Regions from separate parts of the Homo sapiens genome. Here all the other regions are linked to region 4. The links are chromatin contacts, found by Hi-C or POLR2A ChIA-PET in ENCODE. All regions are on one chromosome and are shown on one strand. Each heading gives the region's core, a stretch centred on a gene start or an enhancer-like site at or near the end of the contact. The rest is flanking DNA. Distances are from core to core; before and after follow the strand shown. Region 1 overlaps VAPB (VAMP associated protein B and C). Region 2 has its middle 15 kb from the start of ZNF831. Region 3 overlaps APCDD1L (APC down-regulated 1 like). Region 4 holds the start of GNAS (GNAS complex locus).

Evidence for each region. A loop is a pair of places that touch in the nucleus more often than their neighbours do. ChIA-PET counts read pairs that join two places held with the same protein, here RNA polymerase II (POLR2A). Pooled maps may share reads with other maps.
Region 1: a map of gastrocnemius medialis shows a loop between it and region 4 (3-fold over the local background). The contact joins the enhancer-like site here to the promoter of GNAS in region 4. A Hi-C loop is called at or near these places in 1 of 168 maps with a recorded cell type or tissue (gastrocnemius medialis), 3 of 37 single-sample maps with no recorded cell type and 4 of 50 pooled maps. POLR2A ChIA-PET finds 5 or more read pairs at or near these places in 3 of 52 experiments (Caco-2, GM12878 and activated CD8-positive, alpha-beta T cell).
Region 2: a loop to region 4 is called in a map of aorta, with 2.3 times the contacts of the local background. The contact joins the enhancer-like site here to the promoter of GNAS in region 4. A Hi-C loop is called at or near these places in 1 of 168 maps with a recorded cell type or tissue (aorta) and 7 of 50 pooled maps. POLR2A ChIA-PET finds 5 or more read pairs at or near these places in 3 of 52 experiments (A549, CD4-positive, alpha-beta T cell and activated CD8-positive, alpha-beta T cell).
Region 3: a loop to region 4 is called in a pooled map, with 5 times the contacts of the local background. The contact joins the enhancer-like site here to the promoter of GNAS in region 4. A Hi-C loop is called at or near these places in 2 of 37 single-sample maps with no recorded cell type and 2 of 50 pooled maps. POLR2A ChIA-PET finds 5 or more read pairs at or near these places in 2 of 52 experiments (GM10248 and HEK293).

Annotation. Positions count from the first base shown.
Region 1 is chr20:58,406,556-58,413,133 of GRCh38, forward strand. All of the region lies in intron 1 of VAPB (VAMP associated protein B and C), which reads left to right. Among named protein-coding and RNA genes, the nearest start is that of VAPB, 21 kb to the left of the region's middle. RefSeq lists an enhancer at 6,542-6,578. Within about 2 kb of position 1,601, at least 11 of the 41 ENCODE cell types and tissues checked have a DNase peak (open chromatin) inside an H3K27ac peak, as active enhancers do; they include GM12878 and gastrocnemius medialis, where a contact is called at or near this core.
Region 2 is chr20:59,145,778-59,152,465 of GRCh38, forward strand. It overlaps a transcript of ZNF831 not described here. Among named protein-coding and RNA genes, the nearest start is that of ZNF831, 15 kb to the right of the region's middle. RefSeq lists a silencer at 4,135-4,357. Within about 2 kb of position 3,539, at least 13 of the 41 ENCODE cell types and tissues checked have a DNase peak (open chromatin) inside an H3K27ac peak, as active enhancers do; they include CD4-positive, alpha-beta T cell, where a contact is called at or near this core.
Region 3 is chr20:58,452,920-58,460,325 of GRCh38, forward strand. APCDD1L (APC down-regulated 1 like) reads right to left here. Exons shown (of 4, transcript NM_153360.3): 4 at 6,182-7,406. Among named protein-coding and RNA genes, the nearest start is that of APCDD1L-DT, 59 kb to the right of the region's middle. RefSeq lists enhancers at 5,736-5,875, 6,006-6,115. Within about 2 kb of position 5,577, at least 2 of the 41 ENCODE cell types and tissues checked have a DNase peak (open chromatin) inside an H3K27ac peak, as active enhancers do.
Region 4 is chr20:58,890,057-58,892,670 of GRCh38, forward strand. It overlaps GNAS (GNAS complex locus), which reads left to right and starts at 1,365. Exons shown (of 13, transcript NM_000516.7): 1 at 1,365-1,809. The coding sequence starts at 1,671. RefSeq lists silencers at 623-772, 833-1,332, 1,343-1,562, 2,433-2,522.

The sequences.
Region 1 (6,578 bases), core at 351-2,850, 480 kb before region 4:
GTTGGATCATCAAGGTGCAGAATGCTAAACTTGTTCTTCTCCCCTGTTCTGTATCTGGTGTGAATTGGATGTGTTGATTTTCGTATGGAGGCTTTTTCACATGCTGTCATCTCCACTAAAGATGGAACACTTTGGAGAAGTTTTACTTCTGTTGTTAATGACTTTTTGCACTTGAACTGTTAAAACAACTACAACCATGAGAAATTGGGACCCCATGCTATTTTATCACTCATACCCCTAACTTGAGCATATTATCTGTCTTGACTCATCCTGCTTTGTGTAAAATGTGAATCATGTTTTGTCACTCTTCTATTTAGATAGAATTTTATTTGCAGTAGAATATTGCTTATCTTTTTGTTTATTTTTGTGATTACTGTAATCAGAAATTTTGGTCTTTCAAGTAGAGAATAATTACTAGATGTTCGTTAGTCAATGGGATAAAGAATGCATTGAAAAAATTCAGTTTATTAAATCGTCTAAGATCCTTTTAGAACTGATGTAAAATTCATCTGTGAATAATCTTCTACTGCACGATAATATTAGTGCTGGATATAGATAGAATGTATGAAGCCTCAGCTCTTATATACTCCTTTTAGCCATTTTTCTATTACGAAAAAAAATCTAGTGTATTAAAGGAAAGTAGTGACAGTATTTATCTTTAGATGGTTTCTAGTATTTGAAGTTCATACAGAAGCTTTTGTCAGAATTGTACACATGGGTCTTTGTCTTGAGTTAATGAGACCACTGCAACTTTAAACATGTTTTGAGTGATAACCTTGATTTTTATAAATTATACAAGCATGACTATCAAGGCTGGTTTATCAGTTTTCAACAACTTTACAAGTCTGAACAAGTAGAAAATTATTTCAAAAGAACCTTGTTTGGATCTCACATAAACTACAGGTAGCTTTCTGTATATGAAAAAATTTTTAAGTACAGAAAAATACAGATAATATAAATACCCCAGTATGGAGTAACTAAATGTTAATAATTTGTTAGAAGACTCGTTTTAAATCTTTCTTTAATAAAACAAGTAAAACTTCACTAATAATTTATGGCATGTCTGTACTCCATATCTGCTGATTCATACGCCCTCCTTTTTTTTTTGTTTTTTTTTTAACTCCCCGGAGGAATTTAATGTGAACTATTTCCGTTTTTTTCTAGATCACTTAATGTAGTGTCATGGTGTATGGATGACTTAACATGTTTTTGAGACCTATCAACTGTTGAAATACAGATCTAGTTCATTCTTTTAAAGAGTTGTATAGTATTCCTTCATGAGATTTTAGAATTTTTATTGTAAGTAAGAGAATTCTTTATATATTTTCAATTCTGGCCATTCATCTGTTATATAAACTGCAAATATCTTAGTTTTCCAGGCTGTTCCTTACTAACTTTGTATTTTTTTTCAGGTAGCTTTCCTGAGTTTGATCTTAGGAATTCTTAAAATACAGTAGCATGTCTTCCAGTTTAGTTTTCCCACCCATGGAGGTGGTGGCAGGCTGAGTTTTGTTTCTTTCTGCTCTGAAAGACCTAGGAAACTAGTGAATTGAGTAAGCACCCTGCAAGTCTGGTATAGTCTATTTCAATCAAGTTGGCTTCTGGTGTGCCTTTGATGGCATCATCAGTGAGAGTTCTTGGTGTTGATTTCTCTTGCTGCAATAACAGGTGTGATGTTTCTCAGTAGCTGGCTGGCTCCCGAGGATACCAGGAGAATACTTTATTAATTTAAAACACTGCATTCTAAGAGTTCTTCAGGAAAGTTATGTGTCTATGGGTAGGGTTGTTTTTATGTGGTTATTTCAAAATAAGAGCTATACAATCAGGCTTTCTGCTGGAATATTGGAATATAATGTCTGCCATTTAAACACATTGGTTGCAAAGCTTTAAAGCTTTATTTTTGTTTCTAAAGCATTGATTTAATGTGTGAGCTAACAATTCGATCAAGAAAATAGATTTTTAAGAAAACTTCTCCAGTGTCCTTATTCTTGAGTTCATGGTTATTTAACAGCTCACTCTCTTCGAATATCTGTTAGTATGGTATCTTTCATTTTTTAGGGAGGGGGCAACTTTAAAAAAAAACACCATAGAATAATTATGATGAAAGCATTATTGACACAGTGAGCATTTTTAATACCTTCAACCTGTATATAAGCAGCACAAATTTAGAGTGATTTCAGATCCGGGTTTTGAAGTAGGTGTCTGTTTACAGGAAATGCAGCAGAATCAGAGTACAATGACCTCTGAGGAAGTCTCGTATTCATGCAGCATACATTTTTACTATGTTTGTGGCACTGTTCTAGTTTGGAGGATCTGGTGATGAATAGGACAGACACCCCCCCCCCCCACCCCGCCCCCCACTCCATGTGGAAACAGGAAAGGAACAAACAAAATATGTCCTATGCAGAAGATGAAAAGGGTGTAATGCTGGAACAGGAGCAGCAGTAGTCTCAGTATTTATTCACCCAGAGCCTGGATGTGCTTACAGAGGGTGCATAGAGGAAGAATACAGCCATTGTGTGAAGTAGATGGAAGCATGGCATGGCTATTTGTTCATTCAGCAAATATATTATTGAGCATCTGTTCTATGCCTGCAAGTGCTCTAGGTGCTGATGATCAGTAATGAACAAGAGGGACAAAAAAGTCTGTGTTGATGGAGTTTCCATTCTAGAAGGGGAAGATTTACATAAACAAGAAAAGAAATAATGTGGGGATTGGTGCACTGCAGATGGGTATAGAACGCAGAAAGCAATAGGATACTTTTTAATGTAAATAGACTGTCAAAGGGTAAAATTTAAAAATATTAATAAGATATCCAACAGATTTTGCTTTAGAATGTCCGTGTCCCTCCATTTTAGTGTATTTTTCCCACATAGAGAGTCTACTGTATTGAAACCTCAAGCACACTTTTATTGTCTTAACAAAATCCATCAAAAGTCATAGGCTTCTGGAGACAGATTATTACCTTCCCAGAAGGTAATCTTTTTAGAGTTGAAGTGAAATATGGTAATTTGTTTTTTGGAGAGGCTGTGAAAAGGAGAGATACTGTACCTAATTTGTGTTTGCAAGAGTATAAAATAATATAGCTTTTTTTATGCAGAGTGGAAAAAACTGTTGTGAAGCTAATAACTTTAAACTTGTATCTGGAAAGCTGAGACCTGATAGATTATATATCAAATTGGTATACAACTTATTTGGTAACATATATAGGTTGAGTTTCAAAGTATTGTAGCTACATCAGAAGATAAATAACAAAGGAAGGATATGTATTTGTGAAACCAGAATTTCATGAACTCTAGAAAAGGAAGAGGAGCAATCACTTTGCACAACAAAGAATCTTTATTCATATACACACACACACACACACACACACACACACAATACAGATAGATATTTTCAAAATCTCAATAATATTTAATATTAGAAATGTTAAGGGGGATACTACCGAAAGTGAATTAATATAAAAGACCAAATGCTTTTTCCCCTTCCTTTTTTTAAAAAAAATATAGTTTAGAACAGTTTTAGGTTCACACAAAAACTGAGCAGAAAGTATGCACAGAGTTCTCTTGTAACTCCTACCCCACACATGCATCATAACCCCCTCCACTGCCAACATCCTACACTGAGAGGTACATTGGTTACCATTGGTGAACCTACATTGACATGTCATTGTTAGCCAGAGTCCGTAGTCTGCGTTAGTATTCATTTCTAGTGTTGTACATTCTGTGAGTTTTTACAAATGTATAATGACATGTATCCACCATTATAATATCAGAGTAGTTTCAGTTTTACTGTCCTAAAACTGCTCTATGCTCCTTGTGTTCTTTCCTCCCTTAAATTTTATCAACACCGTATTTATTTATTTATTTATTTATTTTGATAACAGAGTCTTGCTCCATCACACAGGCTGGAGTGCAGTGGAGCGATCTTCGCTCACTGTAACCTTCGCCTCCTGGGTTCAAACTGTTCTCCTGCCTCAGCCCCCCGAGTTGCTGGGATTACAGGTGTGTGCCCCCACACCTAGCCAATTTTTGTAGTTTTATTAGAGATGTGGTTTCACCATACTGGCCAGGCTGGTCTCGAACTCCTGATGTCAAGTGATCCGCCCCCCCGCCCCACTCAGCCTCCCAAAGTGCTGGATTATAGGCGTGAGCCACCATGCCTGGCCAACACCTTATCTTTTTATTGTCTCTGTAGTTTTGCCTTTTCCAGAATGTCATAGAGTAAAATCATACAGTATGCTACCTTTTCATACTGACTGCTTTCACTCAGGAATATGCATTTAAGGCTCCTCCGTGTCTTTTCATGGCTTTATAGCTCATTTCTTTTTAGCACTGAGCACTATTTCAGTGTCTGGATATACCACAGTTTATTTTATCCACTCACAAAATGCTTCTGCATTTTGGCAGTTATGAATAAAGCTGCTATAAACATCCATGTGCAGGTGTTTGTGTGGATATAAGTTTTCAACTTACTTGGGTAAATACCAAGGAGGGTGATTGCTGGATTGTATGGTAAGAATATGTTTAGTTTTGTAAGAAACTGCTAAATGGTCTTTCAAAGTGTCTGTGCACCGTTTTTCATTCCCACCAGCAGTGAATGAGAGTTCCTGTTGTTCCACATCCTCACCAACACTTGGTATTGGTAGTATTTTAGAATTTGGCCATTCTAAAACTCAACAATAAGAAAATGAACAAATGTGTAATAGTATCTCATTGGACATCTTTTCTATTTTTGTTTTTCTGAGATGGAGTCTTACTCTGTCGCCCAGGCTGAAGTGCAGTGGCACAGTCTTGGCTCACTGCAACCTCTGCCTCCCGGGTTCAAGTGATCCTCCTGCCTCAGCCTCCCCAGTAGCTGGGACTACAGGCATGGGCCACCACACCTGGCTACTTTTTGTATTTTCAGTAGAGACAGGGTTTCACCATGTTGGCCAAGCTGGTCTCGAATTCCTGACCTCAGCTGATCCACCCGCCTTGGCCTCCTGATTACAGGCGTGAGCCACCGCACCCGGCCAGACATCTTTTCGTATGTTTATTTGCTTTCTGTACGTTTTTGGTGAGGTGGCTGTTCAGATCTTTTGCCCATTTTAAAATTAGGTTGTTCATTTTATTTTATTTTATTTTTATTATTTTTTGAGACGGAGTCTCTTTCGCTCTGTCACCCAGACTGGAGTGCAGTGGCACGATCTCAGCACATTGGAAGCTCCGCCTCCCTGGTTCAGGCCATTCCCCTGCCTCAGCCTCCAGAGTAGCTGGGACTACAGGTGCCCACCACCACGCCCGGCTAATTTTTTTGTATTTTTAGTAGAGACGGGGTTTCACCGTGTTAGCCAGGATGGTCTCGATCTCCTGACGTTGTGATCCACCCGCCACAGCCTCCCAAAGTGCTGGGATTACAGGCATGAGCCACTGTGCCCAGCCTTCATTTTCATATTATTGAGTTTTAAGAGTTCTTTGTATAGTTTGGTTGACAGTATTTTATTCAGGTATGTTTTTAGCAAATATTTTCTCCTGGCTTGTGGCTTGTCTTCTGCAGAACAGATGTTTTTATTTTTAATGAAGTCTAGCTAATCAGTTATTTTTTTCATGGATTTTGTTTTGGTGTTGTAAGTAGTCATCTCCAAATCCAAGGCCATCTAGATTTTATTCTGTCATCCTGTAGGAGTTTTATAGTTTGGGGTCTAAATATACTTTAGCCTTTATTTTTCTGGTAGAATTGCTAAGTTAAAAGTAAAATTATGGCTGGGCGTGGAGGCTCACACCTCTAATCCCAGCACTTTGGGATGCCAAGGTGGGTGGATCATTTGAGGTCAGGAGTTTGAGACCACCCTAGCCAATGTAGTAAAACCCTGTCTCTATTAAAAATACAAAAATTAGCCAGGTGTGGCATATGCCTGTGGTCCTAGCTACTTGGGAGGTTGGGGCATGAGAATCGCTTGAACCTGGGAGGTGGAGGTTGCAGTGAGCCAAGATCGTGCCACTGCACTCCAGCCTGGGTGACAGAGTGAGACTCTGTCTCAAAAAAAAAAAAAAGGTAAAATTATATATTTACTCCTTAAAAACTTCTATCTTGCCATTTAGTAGATAGGATGTTATGCTATGCTTGAGGTAATACAGATAGGTAAGGCCTAGATTGAGTTTTCAGTTCACTGGAAATTTTCATTATTACTTTTTATAATTTGATGGGACATGAACTTTTAAATTATTCTTTTGTAAAGATAGTATTTACATTTCCTGAAGGGAAGCGTTTTAATTTTTCTTCCATGGCTCTTGAATGAATAATTACAGAAAAGCATTTAAATCATATGTAGATCAGGAGACTGTTTAAAGATTTAATGGAATACTTTTCCCATAAAATGCTCTTAGGTTTCCTGACAAGTTTATTCAGCCATTTTTTTATGACATTTTCAACACCTGGAACCTGACCTCTTCATGTTGTGCTGGATTGTGACGGTCTTTGACCTTCAAACCAGAACTTTATACATCTTAAGGCCCAATTTTTGTAATTAAGAGTAAAAAGCAACTATTTCTTCTTTCACTTTTAATGGTATGCAAGTTTTTGCTGGTATTGTATTT
Region 2 (6,688 bases), core at 2,289-4,788, 260 kb after region 4:
GGAAGACCTGATTTCCCTGTCCATGTGAGTGGCCGTGGGAGTGGTATGGTCGGAAAAGAGGGGACCAAGGGAGCCCAGACAGAGAAATGCCCACCCTCACCCTCCTCCTCCTCAACTGAAGAGGAGAGGTGCAAGGGGAAAGAGTGCAGGAAGAGAAAGGAGAACAGAAGTTTCCATTTGTACCGGATGGTTTTGTTTTTTTATCTGTTTGCAAATGTTCAGTGTAATGGTTTGAAACCCAGCCGTGTAGCTGCCGCCGCCCACACACAGAGCTGCCGTGGCACTGAGCTTCAGCAGGCAAACCATATCACCAGCGTCGGCCATTAAACCCGAGCCCACACCAGGGCAGGCTGCACACCTACCCCCGGTGTCCCTCTGCCACCCCCGCCGCCCCAGCAACCCCGACACCCACCACCCTCCACACACACAATTTTTCTTTTTTTAAATTTCCAGCAGTCGGTTTTTCTCTAGAGAAGGCATAAAGAGAAGCAGAGGCAGAGATGGGACGAGCAGGGAGAATGCTCCTGCCTCATCGGAGCCACCGGTTTTCGGGAGAGAGCGGCAGCCCCCACCTGCCTGTGGACTGAGCACTTAAAGGTGAGAGAGGACTTTGTGATTTCTTTGTGCACCTGGAGTTCTGGGATGCAAGGCCAGATGAAGGGATCTTAATCATTGAGCCTGGTCTGTTGCCTCCCGAGTGATTCTATCAGGCAAGCATGATGGATGATTCCTTCCAAGCACACGCAGTTATCTCTGACACGAGCCCCACTCAGGTCCCCTTGAGATCTCTTGAACCAAGGGGCTTCTAGCCCCTCCTCCTCACCTTTCAGCACAGCCTTGTAAACCTCAGATGTGGATGAAGGTGCCGTCCTGCCTTTGACTTGACCTGTTGATTTCCAACCGGGGCTGCTGGCCCTTCCTCTCTAGAGTGAGTAGTGACTCACACTTTTGGGGCCCTATGAAATGGTCCTCCATCCAAGGGGCTTTGGGAAGCCTGTTTCCCTGGTGGCCCCAAGCCCAGTAACCAAAAGCAATCAGACCCAGCTGTCCAGCTAATTTTTTTAAAATAGGCTTCCTTCCTAGTAGAAATCAACAAAGTCTAAAATAGAAGGGACTCTAATAGGAAATGAAGCTGCAGAGTTCTGTGTGGAATGCAACAGGCAGGGACCTCGGCATGGAAAATACTAAGTGCAGATTACATGGCTGACAACCATGGGAGCAGGAGAAGGAGTAATCTCCTTGCTTATCGAGCATGTCTCTGGGTCGGAGGGGAGCTGAGTGGGGACATCGCTTCTGGAAGGTTTAGACCTTTCACCAAGAAGGAGAGGAAAAAGGAAGAACAACAAAGATGGAGAAAAGGGGGAAAAGAGGCCGTAATGTAATGTACATGTAGAAGAGAAGCAGACAAAAAGCTCCAAATTCTGTGCAGTCAGGGGATGAATCAGTTAGTAAAGATCTATTTTTAGTTTCCAAGATCTGCTGTTACATTTTGCCTGGCATTAATTAATGTCACAGGCATGTTCCATGCACAGGCTCTGAAGGGCCCTCGCGTGTCACTCTAGCTGGAGGTACCAGCCCTTCTTAATGGGAGCTCTCCAGTCCTTTGGGGTCTGGTCTCTGACACAAACATGTGTCCAGAATGTTCTGCTCTCTGACCTTGTCCCCTCTGGGTGTATCCGTTAATCTCCTCACTCTGGCCCTTGGATGTCTGGCCAGTGGCCAAGGGAGAATTGCAATTGTTATACTTTGTTTTTTAAAAGGAAAGGCTGTACAAGCTGAAATTGGGAAAAGGCAAAGATGTTGGATCATGGCTTAGAATTTAAAGAAAAGGCTTTGAGGGCAGCTCTCCTACCACAAGGAAGAATGAGGCCCCCCTCATCTCCAAACAAGGCTGATTTTGACTAATCAGATATCATAACTGGAGAACATCTTCCAATATAGTTTAGGCAAAGTGTAATATGTTAGCAAGAACTAATGATATGACTGGGGTTGATCAGATGTTGGCTGAAGTTGTGTGTGAGACTAATTATCTCCAAAAAACCTGTTCATATTTCAGAGGCGAGGCTGTAAATCTGAAGAGCAGCTGAAATGCAGGCATGATTGTACGCATGAAGCCTTGCTTTCTGAGGTGGTAAAAGGGGGGATTACAGGCCAGAATGAAAAACCCAAGGCCACGTGGCAGCACACTGTTGGGACAGCTGTTTTTGTACATTTGCACCAATTATTAGATCAATAAGAAAGTATGACTACATCATGGACCCTAATTAGAAGAGACGTCCCTTATACTCTCTGAAATGCTTGAGAATGTTCTCCTACTAACCTAGAGCCTGATGGGGCCATTGACGCTAATTGTTAAGTGCCGTTGGTCAAGGCCAATGCATAGTCTTCGTTTAGTTCCTAAGTCATTTGTGGTCGGCCCATCCAAGACAGGGACACGGACAATCTCATCAGAGTAGGCTGGGAGGGTTTCCATGATGGAATGGGGCTGGCCTCTCTGTTGAGGGGGGATATCCAAGGGGTGCACATGAGCTCTGAGGACCAGTGGCAAAGTCCCTGTTCAGTCCTTGGGAAGCATCACCACTGCTACATTTCTGATGTTCTGAAGATGGGTTAGAACAGAGCGGCCGGGCGCGGTGGCTCACGCCTGTAATCCCAGCACTTTGGGAGGCCGAGACGGGCAGATCACGAGGTCAGGAGATCGAGACCATCCTGGCTAACACGGTGAAACCCCGTCTCTACTAAAAATACAAAAATTAGCCGGGCATGGTGGCGCGCGCCTGTAGTCCCAGCTACACGGGAGGCTGAGGCAGGAGAATGGCGTGAACCCGGGAGGTGGAGCTTGCAGTGAGTCGAGATCGCGCCACTGCACTCCAGCCTGGGCGACAGAGCGAAACTCCGTCTCAAAAAAAAAAAAAAAAAAAAAAAAAAAAAAAAAAAAAAAAAAAAAGAACAGAGCGTGAGAGCAAGCAGGGTGCTGACTCTGGGTCTCATGTCTTGAGGCTCAATTCCATCCTGTCACCCAGCCAGGAGATTCAGAGGTCCTGCAGCCTCCTACCTCAGACCCACATACCTGGTGTGAGTTCTGCCCTCCTGACCACAACACCCCTGCACCTTGGACACAGCTTACCACATCCTTCCCCAGAGCATCTTGTGCCTTGGAGAGCAGGTGCAGTTGCAGCGTTCTGGGCTGCGGGCACTCGAGTTCAGCCCTGGCCAGAGGCTGTGAGGGGCAGAGCCAGGGGATGGTGTCTCCATTGGTAACGAGGGTCTCCATCCCTTCCAGGCTGGCCGTGTCTGTGGCCACAGATGAATAGGATGGGTGCCCATCTTGATGGGTCAGACAAGGTAAGGGCTCTCAGACCCCATCCTCTGTTTGAGATCAGACCAGAGGTGCCATCAGAAAATCAACTGAAGATTAACCAGCTTCCTCTGGTGCTCAAAACCTAGACTCCCTTTGCTGCTTTGCAATTTCTTTCTGTGTGTGGAGGTCTGATAAGCCAGACGAGATGAAGGGATGTTAATCCTTGGGCCCAGTCTCAATGGCAAACTTCCAATTAAAGAAGATGTGACTGTGGCCTGGGGCTGTGCCAAAGAAGGGCTTTGCTTATGTCTCTTTGTCTAATCTCTGTAATGGCCCCATGTGGTTGGCGCCTTCCCCAATACCATTTTATGGAGGAAGAAACGGAGTCTTATACATTTCATTTTACTTTTTGCATTGTATCTTAAAGATATAAAACTTTAACCTTATACTCCATAATATATCTATTGATCTTACTATAAAATAAGATCTCCCTCCTCCAAAAAAAATCGTGAAGGAAAAGGGTTCCCTCCTGAGTGAGCGCCAAAAGCCTGGGCTTGGCCTGTCGGAGAGAGAGGCTGCAGAGCCCCTGTATGGAGAGCAGACACCATCCACAGGGCCCCCAACACATGTTTCATGCCTGAGCCTTGTCCCTGTGATGTTGACACTGTGTGGATGGCGGGGCTGGAACTTGCCCTGAGGGCCCCAGGGAATCCGGCAAGGCCCAGTCTCCACTGCCTTTTTCTGTGGAATGTTCCAGCTGGCCGGTGTGCACAGGGAAATCTGAGCCGAGGCCCTGAGGGGGGCTGTCGTCCCACACAGGGCTAAGGCTCTCCAGGGAGCCTCAATGGCTGGACCCCCATCCAACGCCAGCGCCAGCCCCCTTTGCCCCGCCATGGCCCGCCTTTTCCTCTGTGACCTGCTACGGGCCTCACATCCTGAGAGGAGCCCTAGAAACGGGCTCTGTTGATAAAAACACACATACCCTTTGCCACAGGAAACGTGGCCTCACGTTCACAATGGTAACCACCAGGCTCCTCACAGAAACCAAAGAGGAACAGATTTTAGATTTTTACCTCAATTAGGAAACACATGTTCTCTCTCTCTCCTTCCCTCCCTCTCTCCTCTCAGCAAGTCTCAATTTTCCTCACATGCAACCTCTGCCCTCCCTATCCTAGATTGGGAAGCTGCACATTTAGGAAACAGAGACCGTGTTCCTTTGAGTTTAGGTAAAAACTGTGAGAAAACAGGATATAAGTCGTAATGGAAACCAGTGGACCTCGGGTCACAGGTAGGGTTGTCAGATAAAATACAGGATGCCCAGTTAAAATGGGAATTTCAGGTGAACAATGAATACTTTGTTAGTATAAGCGTGTCCCAAAGCCTGCACAGGATATACTTAAACTAAAATATTTATTATTTCTTCGAAATTCAAATTTAAGTAGGCAATCCTGTATTTTTATAGATCATCTATGAATAGTAACCATAGCATAGGGGACCCACCGTATGAGACTCAGAACCATCATCTGGGAGGAACGTTGAGGCAAACTTCTCCATCCAGATTAATTCCTGACCTTCTGAGAATAACAAACAGCCCACTATGCTGTGGCCAGTACTCCGCGCCAGCACACGCTGTCATTTTGTGGGCAAGGAGCTCTCCTTGAGTCTGCCCAACGGAGGTGTGTAGTGATTTGTTGTCCAGGAGAGAAACAGAGGCTCAGGGAGGTTGGTGTGGCGCACCCGAACGCTCAGTCAGCTCCTGGCCTGTCTCTCTGCATAGTACTCGCTGGCTGTGGGCGGGCGGGCCGTGCCAGCTTCAGAGGAGCAGTAATAACAGGTTAGCTTGGAAGTTCTCCTTGCAGAGATGGGAACGGCTGTGTCAACCATGCAAATTATATACAAATACACTTGGCCCGCCTGCCCAGATGGGAGACCCATGAGCACAGCCTCCAGCCGTCCATGGGTTTCCGATAGTGCAGGGGTACCGGGCTGATAGCGGCTGGGTCTCTGGAGAGGCCCATGTTCCCGGTACATGTGGGCTGGGACACATGCACACACTTACTTTCCTGGTGTGGATGAAGATGCGAGGGGGCTAGCATGGAGGTGGATGCCTAAGGCTGGAGGGGGTGTGTTGATGTGTGCATGACCTGCCACCCTGATCTGTGTATTCCCAGCAAGCCACATGGCTTCTGTCTCCTGGGATAACCCTTCCTGAGGCTCCAGCACCCATCTCTGGACAGAAGGAAATGGCCCTTTCCCTGGGCACCCTCCTGCTGAGATGCCACAGGACTGCAGACCTTTGAGGAGAATAATCCTAACCACAGTGATGCTACTGTGAGCGTTGACCAGGTGTTTATGATACACCCGACCCTGTGCTAGCATCTTGTGCTTAATTCTCCCATGTGCCTGGGGCTCTTGTTGCCCTGACTTGACAGATGAAAACCTCGAGGCTTAGAAAGGTAAAATAACTTGGCCACAACTGGTGAGATACCGAGCCAAGATTCCACCTGAGTTCTGCAGGCCGGTCAGGTGAATCGCTGCCAGGTGAATGAGGGATGGCTTTCAACACCAGCTCCTGGGCGTGGACTTTCTGAAGAGAGCACTGTTTTGAAAAGTCCTTTATGGAGATTTGTAGTAGTTTTAGCTAAGATTGTTTTGTATTTGCGCTCTTAGAGTTAGTAGGTTTGCCTCAAATACTGGTGCCGGCTGAGCCCCATGTATTGGAGATGTTCTCCACGAGGGAACGCTGAACCTTCGGGAGACCCATAGGAGGTGGCTGCCCAGCCCCTCTGTCTAGCGATGCTGCAAGGGGAAGGTGTACACCAAAGGCAGGGCTTGATTGAATGGTTGAACATGCTGGTGTGGGGGCCATATAGCCTCAGCCACAGGTTGTCTTTGCCAGTCTCTGGCTGAGTGGTTTGGGGCGAGCTGCCTCACCACTATCAACCTCCTTTCCTCATCTGTTAAGTAATATTTGTAATGACAGCACCTCCCTCACACCCCAGCTTGGAGGTTTCACTAGTCTGTTGCCTGATCAATCATAATAGTTATTAGTCATTGCTGTTTGCCAGGTACCAGCTTAGGTGCTAGAAAGAGCTAGTAATGAGAAAAAAAGTACAGCGCTCACTTTTGAAGATCTTAGGAGTCCAGAGAGCTAAGCTAAATCCACTACAATGTAAGACAGGCATAAATTCACCTAAAAGTGTCACAGGGACTCTGCTGCTGAGGTTCGGGAGTGGGAGATCACCACTTACAGGGGGTTGGGGGTTTCCAGAGGCCTTGGTTGAGGAGGCAGCGAGTAGGTGGACAGGTGGATTTTGGGTTTGTGGATCAAGAGAAGGAAGGGAATTCCTGGCTGAGGAACAGCATAAGCAAAGTGTGGAGGAGAGC
Region 3 (7,406 bases), core at 4,327-6,826, 430 kb before region 4:
ATGGTGATGGTCATTAAAGAGTTAAAACCCGAAGCGTTAAAACCCCAACTGTGAAGGAGTTTTCTAAACAGCAACACAAGGAGCTATTTTGAAGAAGTGACCACACTGATTTGCCATTATCTCTGGTTAGTGCATTAGAAGACAAAACCTGCTACCTGATAATTTGCCAAGGAGTAATGGGAGTGACATGCCCCATTAGAAACTGAAAATACTCTTCAGAAATTGCACTTAAGAGTCTAGAGTTTTCTTTTTTTCCAAGTAGAACTTTGGCCTCTGTTTTCTTAGCAATGTTTGACTGCTAAAATCACTTCAAAGAAGAAAATAGTACAAATTTGAAGAAACACAAAATTAGTGTTACGGACTTTCTGAAAAATGTTACCTTTATGCCACTTCAAAAAATGTTAAAGAAATGTATAGGGAAGACAAGAAGCTTTTTAAGTCAAACCAAGACCCGCTGTATATTTTAACCCCACCCTGCAGTCACATTGTTGGTCCTAAAAGTGCCTCCACACTAAAGAAAATACTCTCCATTAGTAAAGAGAAAACTACCCTAGAATATTCATCCAGCTTATGTGTGAGGAAGGGCTGGCAGTCCACGGCTAGGGCCCTGGCATGGTCCCCACTTTTCCTCCTGTTTCCCAGAAGCTCAGACTCCCAAATGCTCTGTTCTCCCATGAGTGGGCCCGGCTGCTCTGCTCAGCCCTCTGTGCTCCACCACTCTCGCATCCCAGAGCATTCGAAACCTCTCTTAACACGGTCTGCCCTTTACTGGATTGAAAGCAATTTGAGGGGAAGTTCAAGGTTTTTTTGTTGTTGGGTTTGGTTTTGTGGTGTTTTCAGTTTTTTTTTTTTTTTTTAATACCAAAGTATTTTGTGTGCATAATATAAAAAGCCAAACAGCTATAACAGGCTCATAGTGAAAAGCAGCAGGCTCATATCGCCCTGGGCTACCTCTTCCCAGAGGTTGCCAGTTTAGCACATTGAACTGTTTCTTCTGATATTAACATCTACATTTCCTAATAATGTGGTTATATTACTTTTTCTTGATTTTTCACTTCTATATATTATCTATTGATTTCCTCCTAAGGGAGATAGGGATTTAGCTCTAATAATCTTTCTCCCAACCACATCCCAAGCATAGATTTCTTTCTCTCTCCCTCTCAGTCATGTTATAATTTTTGGCTACATCAGTATACTTTTGCATGATTAAGACTACTGAGATATTGTTTACACCTCTACCTTAAATGTGCTATGCTTATATTTCCCTTTTATGTGTAATCCTTTGTTTTCCCGGAGTCACTACGTCTTAGTGTCTTGTTTGCTCAGTTTCCTATGTATCTATCACAAATTCAGCCCAGACCCTGATAGAAGTGTGAATCTCAGCACAATCACAACACCTCAGGCAATCTGATTTTTCTGGTTTTCTTAGGTCACTCCTGGAGCTCTCTGTTCTCCTGCTCCTCTCTGGACTGACTGCTATCTGAGCCTACTGCACAGCTCTCATTCCAGGGCCTTCACTCACTCTCATCTTTGGAACTCCTTTTGCTCTCTTCTGGATTGGACCCCTTCTTTTCTGGATTTCTAGCTTCCTCTCTCTTACTATCCCATTTTGGGGGTGCACATCCTTTAGCAAGTCTCTGAGCAAGGAGTATGTGGGACATAATTTTTTTGAGAACTTTACATGTTTGAAAATGTCCCATTCTGCTCTTCCACTTGATTGATAGTTGCACAGGGTATAAAACACAAGGTTTAAATCATTCTGAGGATTTTGGAAGCATTGTTCCACTGATTCCAGCTTCTAGTGTTTCCTTTAAGAAATCAAGTGCCATTCTAATTCCCAATTCTTTTTTATTTCTGGGAATATTCTTCAACTTTAATTTCCAACCTTCTTTTGATTTTTTTCTGCTAACATATTTATAGTTTTCAAGACATCTTTCTTTTCCAGTTATTCTTTGTTACAGCAACCTGCTCCAAGATGTATGTATATTTTTTTTCACTGAGGATATTATAGCTCTTTGTTGCTTTGTTCTTTTTTGTTGTCGTTCTGTATTTTTGTATGTTGTTCTGCTTGAGACCAGAAGTGTTTTGTAATTCAGATTTTTTTGGATTTTGGGATATTTACATTATACTTCCCAGTTAAACATTCCTAATTTGAAAATCCAAAATTCAAAATGCTTCAGTGAGCATTTCCTTTGACCATTGTGTCACCACTCAAAAAAGGTTGTGGATTTTGGAGCATTTTGGATCTTGAATTTTCATACTGGGGATACTTAACCTGTATCTAAATTTTTAGCATGATACTCTGCCCTGGGCTGTCCCTAAGTCCAAAGATTTTCGGGTTAAACTTTTGGTTTCTTAAATTGGTTAGGGATGGGATCTAGGAGTAGAATTCCTTTTACAGACTTGTAAAACATTTCAAAGATTCCTCCTGTTTTTAGCCCTACTGTTCTGTTGGCCTCTGCCATGCCTAGGGCCACCATTTCCTAAGCCTTAGGGGGATTCATGGCACAAGTGGACTTGCTTCGGAGCTGTGCCCTTTGACCAACCTGCTTTCCACCTTCTGTAATCTCCCATCAGTGATAAATTACCCATCAGCTTTCCAGATTCCAGAATTTTGCTGACATCTCCTGTTGGCTATGTTCTTATTTCCTTTTCTGTTTATTCCTGTGACCTTGTGCCCTTTAATTCTTTCCCATAATTTGTTGGGACTTCAGAAGGAAGTGGAGCTAAAGGCATGTGTCTGCCTGCCCCATCTTGGCTGGAAGTTGGGAAGGCCTTCCTTCCAAGGCACCCAGCATAGCACCTGGCACATGATGGATGCTCAGCAAATGTCTGTGGGTCTTCTTTTTACTAAACAGGCAGTTGATTTCACCAGAAGTAGTGACCACCTAAGTTTTGGTAATTTTTTTTCTCCTGAGGGATTAAAAACAATGCCAAATGCAGGAGTGAGAGTAGTAGGTTATTAATAACCCCTAGGAAATACATACTGTATCACAGGACAAAGACCCATCCTCACTAAGAGTTTGTTTTGTTTTGTTTTGAGACGGAGCCTTGCTCTGTTGCCCAGGCTGGAGTACAGTGGCATGATCTCGCCTCACTGCAACCTCCACCTCCCGGGTTCAAGTGATTCTCCTGCCTCAGCCTCCCGAGTAGCTGGGACTACAGGTGCTTGCCACCACGCCTGGCTAATTTTTTGCATTTTTAGGAGGTGGAGTTTCACCGTGTTAACCAGGATACTCTTGGTCTCCTGACCTCGTGATCTACCCACCTCAGCCTCCCAAAGTGCTGGGATTATAGGCGTCAGCCACCAAACCCGTTTTTTTTTTTTGTTTTTTTTTTTTTTTTGCCATTTCTCTCAAAATACGTTATTGATTCCATTTGAATCACTTACTATTTTGGGTCTTCCCGTAACTGATGTTGGGGCTGGTTGGCTCCAGGAACCATCAGGTTTCAGCCCATTTTATTGATAAAGAAACTGAAGCTGGCAGGGTCGGGGGTGGGGGAGATGGAGGCTCCAAAACTAAGAAAGGAAAGCCTTGGGTACCTGTGTGAGGCTGAGGCTCTCCCAGTCTCCCTGACCTTTGGGGGATGAGAAGCTTGAGATGGAGTCTCAAGGCACCTCTTACCAGGCCCTGTGGCCTCCTATTTGGGGAGAGCAGTGGTCTTCAATGCCTTTCTAGATATATCCTGGCTACTAGAAAACAGATGTCCTCAAGTTCACAGGCCTGGGTTCTGCTCTGCTCATCTGATTAGAAAAAAAGTCAGCAACATCGAAATTCCAGGCCAGTATAGTGTGTGGGTGTCATCTTGCTGCTTGAATTCGGAGTCTCCAATCAGGTCTTGGAACATGTATTCTTTTAACTGGTATTTATTGACCTCCTACTATGTGCCCGGCACCATTCTAACACTGGGGATCCACAGAGAACAAGACAGACAAGGACCCTGCTGGCAAGGAACTCATTCTAGAGGAGAGGGGCTAACAATAGGTGAAAACCAACAAACGGGATTTTTTTCAGATTTCGGCCACTGACAAATGCTGTGATGAAGTCACTGCGCTGTGGTGGGCGCTATCTTTGGGGTGGTCAGGGGTGAGGTGGGCAGAGCCTTCCAGGTGAGGGAGAACTGGAGCCAAGACCTTGAGAGGGACTGGGTTCCATGGGACTGCAGGAGAGCAAGGAGGCCACTGTGGCCGAAATGGAAGGTAGAGGTGTCAGGTGGGCAGGAGGAGGGTCTGTCTGGAAGCTTGGAAGGGTGGTTTTAGGGAATGTCGACAGGTCATTTGTGCTCATGCTGACATCCATTTAAGCGGGGTTGTGTGTGTGAGAAGGAGCAGGCTTTCAGTCTCAGAACCATCAGGAGCGGACTGGAGGCTGCACGCTACTGTTCAAGTCCCCTCTTGAAGTGGGAACAGCTCTTCCCTGCTTGTCTCCGGTCTGCGATGCTAATGGGTATGAATCAGCCCTGACCAGGCCCTGATGCAGTGCTACATTCTGCGTCAGAAAGCTCCAGTCCCTCGTGTCTGAGTCACCTGTGCCCCCAGGAGAGGATGCACAGACCAGGGCCACGTGCTGGTGGGCCTGCGTCACCAAGCCACACACTGCTGTTCAGCCCGGTAGCACCGCTGGGAGATTAAAAGCATGCGCTTAGTGAAAGGCAAAGAGCTTCTTTTGATAACCAGCATCTGTTAGTTAATGGACCTCTGAGAGCTGTATACAATTTCAACTTTTTATTAAAGAAAAAAAGCTCATTTGCTCTCCTGGGAGTTGCACAATGAAATTATCAACTGCATGGGCTTCCCACCCACCCCCCACCTTTCAACGTGACTGAACATGCAATGGAGAACATTAATTTTATCTGGAAATAGGACTCTAGGCTTTCCTCCCCGTCTGTAGATGAGAGCGCTCTCACGTTTTATGTGAAGGGCAGAGACTTAAGGGGCGGGAGCAAAGGGCTGGAAGGAAGGCTTGGTGCCCATGGGCCTCTGGCCCTGTACCAGACAGTCTCAGCCCCTCAGCCTCTGAAATGACCCCTTCCTTTATCAGCCCAGAGTCTTGGAAGCCCTGACCTTCTGCCTGGGAGAAAAGGGATGGTTGCCCTTTCTTCAGCCTTCGTAGCTCCGAGCAGCATCACCTGCCCCCAAACTAACAAGCCCCAGCGAGCAGAGAGCAACTAAGTCCAACTGAGGGGATCCAGGAAGCTGCTGTCCTGCTCAACACACTCCTTCTCATTAGGGATGGCATCCCACGAAGCAACACTAAATTGCCTTCCCCAAATAAAATCAAGGAATCCTATTCCCTCCAAGAGTGAGGAGGACACCCCAAGCCCGTGGGCTGTGATACAGAGGCCCGGATCTCAGGCTCTGGAGCCCAGCCCCTTCTCTCTGTGCCTTAGTGTCCTCGCGCGCAAGACGCAGAGACTCACACACCTCTCACTGACTCAGCTGGGCCTCTCGAGGGTCGCTGAATCTGGTAGATGGAGGTGATCCGTTCACGGGTCTCAGTGTGAGGCTTAACAGGGATAACCAACATTTACTGAGTCACATATTTATTGAAGTTCTTTCTACCATGCACCAGGCACACTGGACCCTTCCGGAAAGATCGCAGGAAGCGAGTCAGAGCCGAGTCTTTTTCGTTGGAGCTTACATTCTAGGCAAATAAGGTCATTTCCGCCAGTGATCAGTTTTCATGACAAAGAACATACAACTGTGATGCAGTGGACTGACAGAAGGACCAGGGAAATGGGGCTGCTCTTTGGGATGCGAATGGTGACATCTTCAGGAGACAACATCTGGTCTGAGACTTGATTGAAAAGAAAGTGCTCAACTTCTGAAGGTCTGGGGGAAGAGAGGCTAGGCGGAAATCAGGGCTTGTGCAAAGGCCCCAAGGCAGCAAGAGCTCCTGTGATCAAGAAACAGAGAGAAGGCCAGTGTGGCCGGGGCATGTGGAGGCGTGGCTGAGCCTTGCAGGCAACAGCGAGCCAGAAGTCGGGCTTTTATTCTGAGTGCAGTGGAAGCCCCTGGGGGGTTTTCAGCAGGACAGGCAGTGGCATGAAAGCAGAACTGAGAGAGCTGGGGTTTACCTCCACTGGTTTTATTCTCTTTCACACATTCTCTGGAAGACACTCCACTTCCTTTCTTTAGAACTGTAATTCCCTTGGTTGACTTTAATAACCAGCAAGAACATTTTTCAGGCTGTTTAATTTTATTAAAAGGTTCAAATTTGATGATAAATGGTGGCATGGTTACTTCAAGCTTCGGATACAAGACCTGCTCAGCCGTGGACATATCATCGACACCCACTGCCATCCCCACCAGGAGCTCCCCCAACCCTGATGTAGTCTGAGACCGTAAATAATGTAATGATTTCTTGTACTTTGGTAAATATGCCAGGAACACTTGTAGCTGTCTGAGAGCTACAGAGAATACTAACTTGGTGGGCTTTTTTTTTTTTTAAGAGGAAGGATGGGTAATAAGTGGAAGCAATTTCAGCAGGCTGACTGAACCCCACACAGTCTCAGGGAGGAAAAGGGCTTCCCTCTGAAACCATCATTAACCTCACAGACAATTGTTCAAAATCTGTGATAAGAGCTAGAGATAGGGATCAGGAGGAGGAAGGAGGGGGTGAGTCATTGGCCCCCAGTCCTGAAAACCCTTGGGCCCACCAGGATGCCAGTTAATTTCACAGTGTACAGATGAGGCCCTGGGAACATGGGCAGAGTCCCTGGGGAGGCACAGCCTGTTCCCACCATGATGACAGTCCCCTCTGAGCAGAGGACACCAATATATTAGGATTATGGCAAGGAGGCTGGGCAAGGCGGAGCTGCCTAGATGTCGCCATGTAGCCTGGTGACCCCGACCTCTCCCTAGGGTGGGCCCAAAGATACACATTCGGAGATTCTCTTCCTTTGTCAGGCAGGCACAGGCAATCTTGGCAACCGAGGATGGCTGGGCAGGGCGAATTGCAGAGCGCGTTAGTGTTACGGCTGTCATTACTATTAACTATGTTCAGAAGGCTGGAAATGCTGCTCCCCTCCAAAGACCTGCCCCCAGCAGCCAGCCTGGTGCACACTGGCATTTGCCTGGGCCAGGAAGGCTTGGAGGCCGCAGGCTGCTCTGGGGAGGCCATGCTTCTCAGCTTAGATGGAGTCCTCTTCATTTTGCATGCTGGCCCGGGAAAACTGGATTTATCCACATGCAGTGTTGGCAGCTTGAGGTCCGACTCGCAGAAGCACAGGCAAATGCAGACGAATGCCAGCAGTCAGGACTCAGGAAAGCTGAGCTGCCCCTGAAGACACAAGCCCTTTGCCCAAAAGCTGAGAAGCACTGAAAGCCCGAAGTGGCATCTTTAATTCATGGCACCACTTAGAGATCGTATTGCTAAATTCGAATTAATAATCTTTAAACAACA
Region 4 (2,614 bases), core at 115-2,614:
CAAGAACCCGGCGCGGGAGGCGCTCCCCGAAAAGTTCCTAACAGACAAGGAGCGCAAGAAGCTCGAGAAGAAGCTGCTGGAGCAGAGGCGAAAGGAGGAGAAGAAGAAGGAGAAGGAGAGGAAGAAGATGGAGAAGATGCTGAAGAAGAAGAAGAAGAAGGTGCCAGAAGCCCAGGAGGAGGCCCGATGCCCCGAGGCCGCCGCCGCCGCGGCCGCCGCCGACGACGACGAGGGCGCCGAGGAGGGCGCCGTCGGGGGCGCCGAGGAGGGCGCCGCCGCCGGGGGCACGAGTAGGGCCTGGGCTGACTGGGACACGGACTCGAGCGACGAGGACGACGCCTACTACGCGGCGCCGCGCGTTGGGGGCATCGTGTGGCGGCCCGGGCCGCTCAAGGCTGGCGCGCTGAGCGCCCACCTGCCCCTCGTGGTGTTCCTGGTCTTCTCGGTGCGCAGCCCCTCGTGGGTGCTCAACTTCCTGCTGCAGAAGCGCACGGAGCAGGGCCGCGGCTGCGGCTTCGTGTTCGGGGCGACCTGCTGCTTCCGAGTGTTCCTGGGCTGCGCCTTCTTCTCCTACTTGGGCGGCCGCGCCAAGCGCAGAGGCCGCGGGCGCTCCGGGGCCAGAGGCGCCTTCGGCTCGGGCCATGGCGCCCGGCGCCGGGGGCGCGAGGAGCGGCTCATCTAGTCAGACCCCCCACCCCGCCACCGCCACCAGACACCACCATCGCTGTGTAGTGTGGGTTTTTATTCGTGTTCGTGTGTGTGTGTGGACACATTTTCCTTTTCGGTTGCTCTGTCCTTTGGTTCGTGCTCGCCTCGCTTTTTCCACACTCCTGCTCTCTGGCTCTCTGTGTCTCTCGCTCTTTCGAAAATTTTCCTAAGTCCGGGCGCGCGCTCCCTCCCCTTCCGCCCACCCCAGCCCCTCGGCGGCGCCCGCGGGAGGGGGAGGAGGCCTCGGGGGCGCCGGGCGACGCGGTCCGGGGGGTGGAGCGTTGGCGTCGTGCGAGGGGTCGTCACTGGCGCGGAGACGCCCCCTCTCCCCCCTCGGCTCAGCCGGGCTGCTGCCCGAGCCCGGGGGGTGGGGGGCGTCTCCCCGGCCCGTCCCGTCCCCGGCCGGGCGCGGGCGGAGGGACCCCCTCCCCGGGCTCCCGGGGGGCCGCCTCCCTCCGCCGGCTCCCGCCCTCCCAGCCGCCGCCGCCGCCGCGGCCGCTCCTCGGCCCTCCTCCTCCTCCTCCTCCTTCCACCCCCCTCGCCGCCGCCGCCTCCTCCTCCCCCCGCCTCCCCCCGCCCGCCGCGGCGCTTTTGGCTCGGGGCGGCGGCGGGGGCCCGGCCGAGGCAATAAGAGCGGCGGCGGCGGCAGCGGCGGCAGCAGCTCCCGCAGCTCCTGCTCTGGTCCGCCTCGGCCCGGCGGCGGCCATCAGCCCCCTCGGCCTCGGCTCGAGGGGCGGGGAGCTGCGCGCGCCCCTCGGTCCGACCGACACCCTCCCCTTCCCGCCCGTCCGCGCGCCCCGCGGCCCGCGGCCCGCAGTCCGCCCCGCGCGCTCCTTGCCGAGGAGCCGAGCCCGCGCCCGGCCCGCCCGCCCGGCGCTGCCCCGGCCCTCCCGGCCCGCGTGAGGCCGCCCGCGCCCGCCGCCGCCGCAGCCCGGCCGCGCCCCGCCGCCGCCGCCGCCGCCATGGGCTGCCTCGGGAACAGTAAGACCGAGGACCAGCGCAACGAGGAGAAGGCGCAGCGTGAGGCCAACAAAAAGATCGAGAAGCAGCTGCAGAAGGACAAGCAGGTCTACCGGGCCACGCACCGCCTGCTGCTGCTGGGTAAGGGCGGGCGGGGGGCGCCGGCCCCGGCCCGGGGGCCCTCGAAGGGCGCCCCGCAGGCCGCGCGCGCCGAGCCCGCCCCCCGCCCCGGGCGCGCGCTCCCGAGCCCCCCGCCCGTTCGCGGGCTCTGTCTGTGGGGGGCGAGGCCGGAAGGGGGACCCAGGGGCGCGGATTCGGCCGGGCGGGGGCTCAAAAACGGGGCGGGGGGCCGTGGCGACGCGGGCGCGGGTCCCCCTCCCCCGGCCTGCCCGCTCAGTGTCTCTCTCTTGCTCTCGCTCTCGCTCTCCCCCTCTTTCTCTCTTTCTCTCTTTTTCCGCGAGGCCTACACGACGCCAGGGGTTTGGGTGCGTGTTGGGGAGGGGGAGGGGGAGCCCATGGGGCTCCGGAGACTGCGACAAAAAGAGGGTTTCGGGGACAGGAAACCGGGTGGCGGGTAGAGGGAGGGGGACCCGCCTCCGTGGGGTGTGAGATTTGTTGGGAGAGGGAAAGAGGGGAAGAAAGGGGCGAGGAGAGGAGGGGGTGACGCTGGGGGGCGCCGTGGTGGCGGAGGGGGCCTCGCCAAAGGGAGGCTTTGGCGGGGAGAAGTGGCCGAGGAGAGTGGGGGGGCTGGTGACATCAGCCCCTCGGAAAGGATCGGAGCGGTAAAGGTGGTGCAGTGGGGGGGAGGGGGCGCAAGGGAGTCGTGGCGCCGGAGTCGGGAGGGGGGCGGCGAGGGGAGGAGGGAGGGCGGTTGCCGCTGGGCGCGACTTGGTGCGTTTCGGGCAGGACCGACTGACTGTGTGTGCGCGGAGCAGACGTGTCCCGG